2 separate regions of the Homo sapiens genome follow, and region 1 is linked to region 2. Evidence: chromatin contacts called from ENCODE Hi-C or POLR2A ChIA-PET data. All regions are on one chromosome and are shown on one strand. The core of a region is the stretch at or near the end of the contact, and the rest is flanking DNA. Distances in the headings are between cores, read along the strand shown.

Region 1 (3,950 bases), core at 195-2,694, 57 kb before region 2:
CCTGAAACATCCACCTATTTTCAGAATGAACTAAAATAATTTCTTAGTTTCTTGATGTCACATTTTCATTATTTGTAAAATTAAAACAATGTTACCTTACCCAGGGCTATAATGGGAGAATAGAGAGGCACTGACACATCGAAGTTGGTCAGTAAATATTAGCTATCATCATCATCATCATCATCATCATTATCAACATCATCATCCAAGGGTTGGTGAACTATAGCTGGTGGGCCAAATCTCTCCTGTGGTCTGCTTTTATAAATAAAGTTTTACTGAACACAGTGTATTAATTTTCTTATTGTCTCTGGCTGCTTTTACATTACAACAACAGAATTGAGTCATGCCTTGCAAATCCTAAAATATTTGCCCTCTCATCCTTGATAGAAAAAGTTTGGAAACCTTCATCTAGAAAGTGGTCTAGCAAAGTGTGGTCCATGGATGAGTTTGATCTGCAAACTGCTTGTTATTGGTTCATGACAAGGTGAGTACAGAAACTGTGAATAATTATTTAGAAACTTATATAACAATTTAAGAATGCTAGTGACTTCTAAGTGCATTATTTTGACATCTAAGTGCATGATTTTGGTTTATACAAAAGTGTTGATTTGTGACTGATTGGAAATTTAAGAAAAAGAAAACCTGGCCTTTTCCACTGGAATAGAGTCGGGTGTTTTGTAATGGGATTTTGTTGTATTGGTGACTTAGTAAGACATATTCACGTGGCTTCAGATGGAAACATCTGGGGGCCCATCAGGTGGGAGTGACAAACATGTCCTGAGATTGCAATTGACCTGGGAAGGTTGATGAGCATGCACATTAATAACGTCACACAAATGGATTTTCTATGCAGATGGGTGGGCCAGCCACAGTTCACTTATCAGCTAATACAGTTGTAATGTGTTGCTTCATATCTGAGAGAAGGCAGCACCTTAGGATATTATGTGTGTCTCACTTACATATATAAATGAATTCCCTTTTGAGGTAGATGTATTTTAGTCAATAAGTCATCTTCTCTCAATAGTAAGCCAACAACTTTCCTGGAAATCTAGCAAAACAACAGTTCTATGACCAGCCTTATGTTTTGTTGCATGTGTGCATAAAAAATGCAGATTGACTCTTTCCTTTTCTGTTTTAGAATTGGTTCCAAACAGTAAAGCCGCCAGAAAAAACAGACAAACTCTTAGGAACAACAATGCCCATTATGTGTGGAGTAGAAGCTGCCAGACTTTGATTACTGGCCAGAGATTAACCCCTTTGGTGTCTTAGGGGGGAAAATGCCAAGTCTGAATCCAGACATTTCCAGGATTTTACAGTCATTCATGGTATGAGACCAGGCGATTTATAATGACTTGTGCAAAAAAAAAAAGACTATTGGGAGAAGGAAGTGCAAGTCAAAGGCCACGGCTCCTTGCTTCCTGAATTCTGCCATGACTAATTCCAGCAAGCGGACATAGACCTGATCACCTCTGCTTTTCCCTTTGCTAGCCTGCCTGGTCATGGATGAGAAGCACGCTGCTCTTGCTACCTTCATGTGGTGGTTTGGGTCCTGAAACATCCACCTATTTTCAGAATAAACTAAAATAATTTCTTAATTTCTTGAGGGCACATTTGCATTATTTGTAAAATTTAAACAATGTTACCTAACCCAGGGCTACAGTGGGAGAGTAGAGAGGGATTGACACATAGAAGTTGGTCAGTAAATGTTAGCTATCATCGTCATCATTATCATCATTATCAACATCATCATCCAAGGGTTGAATGATGTTTTTGTGTTTTTGTCCAGGTGTCAGAAGGAGGCTGGCAAATTTGGCACTCACAGAGGGAAACCTATGTGCTTCGTGAGGTCATTGCTTAGAGTACAACTGCTACCAAGAACATTCCCTGCAAACTCTTTTGTGATCAGTTTCTTCCCTTCTCTCATATACCCTCTGCAGGTCTACCAATTGCATTTTGAGAGCTCAGATAAGCAGAGAGCAATGCAATTTGTCACAGAAGGATGATTATGTATATGCACTGTCATGTGTATGTATGTGTATGTATATACGGTATGTGTATATATGCATATGTATATACAGTATGTGTATTTCATTTGTTCTTTTATCTTATCCTTCAATATGTATTTATTGATAATTTATTATGAGAGGCTGAGAATACCAAGTTAATTATAATTTATTATAATAATAGCTACCATTTATCAAGAACATATTGCATATCAACATTATGCTAAATATTTTATATACATATATTTTAATGCATTTAGTCACTTAAAAAACTTTATGAAATAGCCCCATTTTAGACATTAGTAAACCGAGTTCCAGAAAACTCAAGGGCACGCAGCTAGTTAATGTTAGAGCTAGGATCCGCATTCAGATCTGTTTGATGCAAAACCCATTCTCTTAATCACTTTGTTAAATTGCCTTCCCAAAGATGAATAACATGATACAAAGGCATTTACCTACTTTCTTGGATTCACAATCTGGTTGGCAAGAAAGGCATATGATGCAGAACATAAAAGGCTATAATACAGCTATGTACAAAATACCATGATTAACTTGTTCTCTTGCGGGGTGGGAGAAGGTGGAAGAGGGTAGAGGAAGGCCTCATAGGGCAAGTTGTGCTTGAGCTATGCCTCTGGGGTATGGGATACTCACACAGCAGAGAGAGAAAAGGTGGAGGCTGGAGAGGAGAGAGAGAGAGAGAGAAAGGGGGGGTGGGAAGGAGGGAGAGAGAGATTTCAGCTGGGTGTGACTTTGTTTTGTAGGATGAGACGTAGACTTGTTCAGGTGCAAAGAGACATCTGGAACTAGTTAGTGGGAAGTTCTTCAAGGCTGTTTCTCCACTGAACAAGCCCATATATTTTTCCTCTTTGTTCTCCTTTAGCTATTTCCATGCCTAACTCAAAGGAGACACAAGGAGAAAGTGAGCTCAGCCTGGATAAATTGGAGATTGTGATGACTTCTAGGAAGCCTCAGGAAAGAGAAACAAAGACAACACTGGCCTGCTGCTCTCTGCAATGGTGGGACCCTTGTGGGATAACTGTTTTAGGAATGAAGGTGTCTACCCTCTCTAGAAATGAAAATGCAAGTTTGGCTGTGGTTAAGTATTGGATGGAGGCAAAAAGAAACTGACATATTTTCTTCTTTTCAATTGTTTGATTCACCCTGAAGGGCATGGCTGCTTAATTTTTTTCTCCAGAGATAGGTGGACAGATAAAGACAGGAAAGTAACATCCACAGACTGCCCTCTGTGAAGGTGACAGTGATGAAAGGAATGCTTGATCTGAACACTGGTAAATAAAGTGACCGCATATTTCCCTAGCCAGGAGAGCAATCTGGCTCAAAAGAAACGAGAACAATGACATTACTGCCAGGCTGCTCCTAAGCCTTTGGCTATTCTGTTCAGTGCACAAAAAAAAGCAGTGAACATAGCTGTGACCTGCCTTGTTGGTAGTATCACAATTCTTTGGGGCTCCACTTTAAGAAATTGAGACCTACCTACCTTAATCCTTGGGGGGTTAAGCTTTCAGACTGGAATGATAACTGAACTATTCATTTGCAGTAATTCTGGGTTTTGTGCATATTTTAAAAAGGAATACCGGGCTTGCCTATATTCATTACAACGTCCTCCCAGCTTTCAAATCTTCCAATACAATGCCTCTTCTCTAGTCTTTTAAGCACATCCTGTGACTGGATATGATTATGGGAGATTTACATGCATCCTTGTCTATTGTATCAAAAGATCAGGGAATAAAATGCCCATCATTAAAACCCCAAAGTGATTGGATTGGCATGAGGAATGGGGATGGGGCTGGCATGGAAGAGAGGGTTCTGACTCTGAGATTTCATGAAATGCAAAACAATAGGACAGCTGCTCTTCCATAAACAGATTATTATTATTATTTCTACCTAGACAGCTTGATAGCAGCCATTATCTTCTTTCTGGGTGTC
Region 2 (3,669 bases), core at 1,125-3,624:
AAGTAGCTTTTGTCTCCACATTTTCTTTTCATTTTTAAGATCATTTTTGGATATTTTAAATCTTTTGCATTTTCATGTAACCTTAGAAGCAGCCTGTTAATTTCTATAAGAAAGAATCAACAGTTTGCCTACTTGGATAAGCAAAGACTTTTTAGACTCCATAAAGCACTAATATTAAGAAAAAATATGATAAATTCGACTTTGTTCAGATTAAAAATTTCTGCTCACCATAAGACATTACAAATGAAAAAGGTAAAATGCAAACAGAGAAAATCTCTGCAAAACATACATCTGATAAGGAATTTGTATCTAGAATACATAGCCATTACACATCAATAATAAAAGGACAAAATCTAATAAAAATAGGAAAACATCCTGAAAGTCACAAAGTAAGATATATAAATGGACAAAAAGTATATGAAATGTGGTCAACATCACTTGTTGTCACATTAAACCACAATGCGGGATCACTTCACACCAATTAGAATGGCCGAAATTGAAAAGAAAATGGCAAACATAGGAACCCTCATACATTGATAGTTGGAGTGTAGGATGAAAAAACCACTTTGGAAAGCTATGATAATCTCTTATACAGTTAAGCATACACATACTGCAGGACCCCCAAGTTTTGTCACTAAATATTTATCCAAAAGAAATAAAAACATGTATCTACAAAAAGACTTGTACATAAAAATTCATAGCAACTTTATTTATAGTAGCCTCAAACGGGACACAGTTCAAGTATTCATCAACAGGAGACTAAATAAACAAATTGTGACATGTTCACTTGATGGGATACTACACAGCAATAAAAAAGGAACATGCCACTGACATGTGAAAAATGTGGATGGATTCTACAAACATTATGTTTAGCTAAAGAAGCCAAACTAAAAGGATGCATTATGTATCAATGTATTTGTACAGAATTCAGAAAAATCCAAAACTAATATACATTGAAAGAAATCAGAATAGCATTTGTGGTTGGCATTGGGGTTGATCAGAAAGGAGGACAGGGAACTTTTTAGTTACTGAAAATATTCTCTTTGGTATGGTTTGGGTTTCATGAGTGTACACATTTGTCATTTGTCAAAACTCATTGTACTGTACATTTAAGCTCTCTTCATTGTAATGTATATAAACATTATGCCTTAATTAAAAGATATATTAAGTAAAGTCTTAAGATTAAAAAAGAGAAGGAAAGCCAAATATGCAAGTATATATCTACAGAGAGTTGGATATAGAACAGGAAACAGTGAGAGATAATATTAGAGGGCCATCAATGTTAAAGTGTTAGATTTTTTCTTATTTGTAAATGTGCTGTTAAAGATGGCTTTCAAGGAAGGAGGGAAGTTTAAAGAACAAGCTATTCCACCAGGATGTTCCATAGACTTTGCTCCTAAATACATTTAGAATCCATCCACTTCTCTAGATCTTCATCTATTATTTTACCCTTGGTCCACGCCACCATCATCTAGCTTTTGTCCTGGCAGTTATTCTTGCTTCAGTTCTCAGATTCCTACAATCTTCCATCGTCTACACTGCAACCAGAGGGAGTGATCTTTTATTAACATAAATTTGATGACATAAAATTTCCTGCTTAAAACACTGCAGTATCTCTTAATTGTACTTAGAAGAAAATTCAGACTTGAAGGTTTTATATTATCTGGCTCCTGCCTACCTCTCAGTACTTGTACTTTTCTACTGCTGACTGCTGACCTGCTTCTAACTTAAAAGCTAGTACTTTTAACTGTTATTTTTGGGTAGAGGTAACTGTAGTTTTTACTCTTTGCTACTCACAGGTTGGTTTTCTCAGCTTTAAGTTATGGCAAGCTGCTCTGACCAGTTGTCATCAGCTAGACCAAAGAATCTGCTGTTTTAAATTCCTAAAATGTTGAATTCTTTGATCAGTTCCCTGTACTGATGGAAATGGAGTCTAGCCCCTACTTGAGAGTTTTCCTCACCCGAATGACTGTTTCAGAGACACCACTATATTGACAATTTTGAAATTTAGAACAAGGCCTAATTCTAGGTCTCTGCCTTCTGTTCATGGTACACCTCAAGCTAAATTTATATTTTCATGACTTTTCTTCCCTTTCTGGACTCTGTCTCATCTCCAAATTGTAAGTGGTTTTTGCTGTTCTCATTCGAGCAGCCACATGATTATGGGAACCTACAAACTGGGAGCAGAACTAGTGATTAAGATGGGGCATGTAGAGTTTGGAACAACTTATTAACTTCTGGGTGTGGCCCACACGAATCTGGCAAGCTCAGACTCATAGCACTTCTCCTTGAATTTACCCTGGGGAAGAGGCTTAGCTAGCAGTTCTTTAAAGAGCTCAGGGTTTGGTGCCAGGTGTTTGCCTTGTAAAACAGCTGACCAACTTTACACAATGCAATCAGAGTCTTGGGTTGCCTCCCACAAGGAAGAACTGACCCATTTCAGTTAACACTACAGAAAACTTTCTCAGAGACAAAAAATGATCTTGGGGAACAAGGAAAGTGCCTATTAATTGAATTTTGTATAATTTTTTATTGTAGAAAAACTACACATAACATGAAACTTACAAGTTCCATTATTTTAAAGCATACAATTCAGTAGCATTAAGAACATTCATAATATTATGCAGCTATCATTATTATTTAGTTCCAGAACTATTTCATTGCATGAAAAAGAAACCTTGTACCCTCTTAAGCTATCATTTCCAACTACTTCCCCAATTAACCCCTGGAAATCACAAATCTGCTATCTATCTCTATGAATTTGCCTATTCTGGATATTTCAAATAAATAAAACCATACACTATGTGGCCTTTTGTGTCTGCTTCTTTTACTTTTAGCATGTTTTCAAGCTTCACTGGTGTTGTAGCATTTAACAGAACTACATTCCTTTTTATGGCTGAATAATATTCTGTTATATGGATGTACTACATCTTGTTTATCCGTTTATCTGTTGATGAACATTTGGGTTGTTTCTACCCTTACGCTATTATCAATGGTGCTACCATGAATATTATTGTAAACAGTTTTGTTTGCACACCTATTTTCAATTATTTTTGACATATGTCTAGGAGTAGACTTGCCAGGTTATATGCTAATTCTGTGTTTAACTTTATTGAGGCACTGCTAAACTGCTTTCTACAGTGATGGAGCAGTCTTACATTCTTGTCAATCATGTATGAGAGTCAGTTTTGAAGCATTTTTGAGTATTTTATGAAGGTGCCCGTACCTATAAGTGAATCATTAAATAATATTTTAATGGTAAGTAAAAGAAAACTGATTTGTGCTTTTAAAGTAAGGTGAATTTATCTTCTCCTCTTCAGTTGAATTCTTCTTTCCCTCCTCCTCCCTCCACCAAGGGATGAGAATAGACTATGACGGCTAATTTTGAGTCAGGTCCCAGGAAATTCTGAAAGTTACTTGCTAGGGCACCCACATGTAAAAAGTTTGCCTGTGTAGTGTTTTGAAATAGTCACAGCTCAGATGTGAAGAAATATTAACATAACTTTACCTTTTATATTACTGAGCTCTATTTAGCCCTGGCACCCCCATTTTTGCTGCTGTTAAAAACCTCTTAATCTTGTCACTGAAAGCTATTATGGTCTCTTCTGGTTTAAACATTTGAAACTCAGTGGAATTGTTAATTCCACCCAGAATTTGGTCATTAACTCA

Evidence for each region. A loop is a pair of places that touch in the nucleus more often than their neighbours do. ChIA-PET counts read pairs that join two places held with the same protein, here RNA polymerase II (POLR2A). Pooled maps may share reads with other maps.
Region 1: a pooled map shows a loop between it and region 2 (2.3-fold over the local background). The contact joins two enhancer-like sites. A Hi-C loop is called at or near these places in 1 of 168 maps with a recorded cell type or tissue (endothelial cell of umbilical vein), 1 of 37 single-sample maps with no recorded cell type and 2 of 50 pooled maps. POLR2A ChIA-PET finds 5 or more read pairs at or near these places in 3 of 52 experiments (OCI-LY7, activated CD8-positive, alpha-beta memory T cell and naive thymus-derived CD4-positive, alpha-beta T cell).

The regions. Positions count from the first base shown.
Region 1 is chr12:91,985,631-91,989,580 of GRCh38, reverse strand. It overlaps LINC01619 (long intergenic non-protein coding RNA 1619), which reads left to right. Exons shown (of 5, transcript NR_132341.1): 3 at 388-484; 4 at 1,938-2,048; 5 at 2,884-3,950. Among named protein-coding and RNA genes, the nearest start is that of LINC02404, 110 kb to the right of the region's middle. Within about 2 kb of position 1,444, at least 3 of the 41 ENCODE cell types and tissues checked have a DNase peak (open chromatin) inside an H3K27ac peak, as active enhancers do.
Region 2 is chr12:91,929,941-91,933,609 of GRCh38, reverse strand. The region is part of intron 4 of LOC105369901 (a long non-coding RNA gene); the gene reads left to right. Among named protein-coding and RNA genes, the nearest start is that of LINC02404, 56 kb to the right of the region's middle. Within about 2 kb of position 2,374, at least 4 of the 41 ENCODE cell types and tissues checked have a DNase peak (open chromatin) inside an H3K27ac peak, as active enhancers do.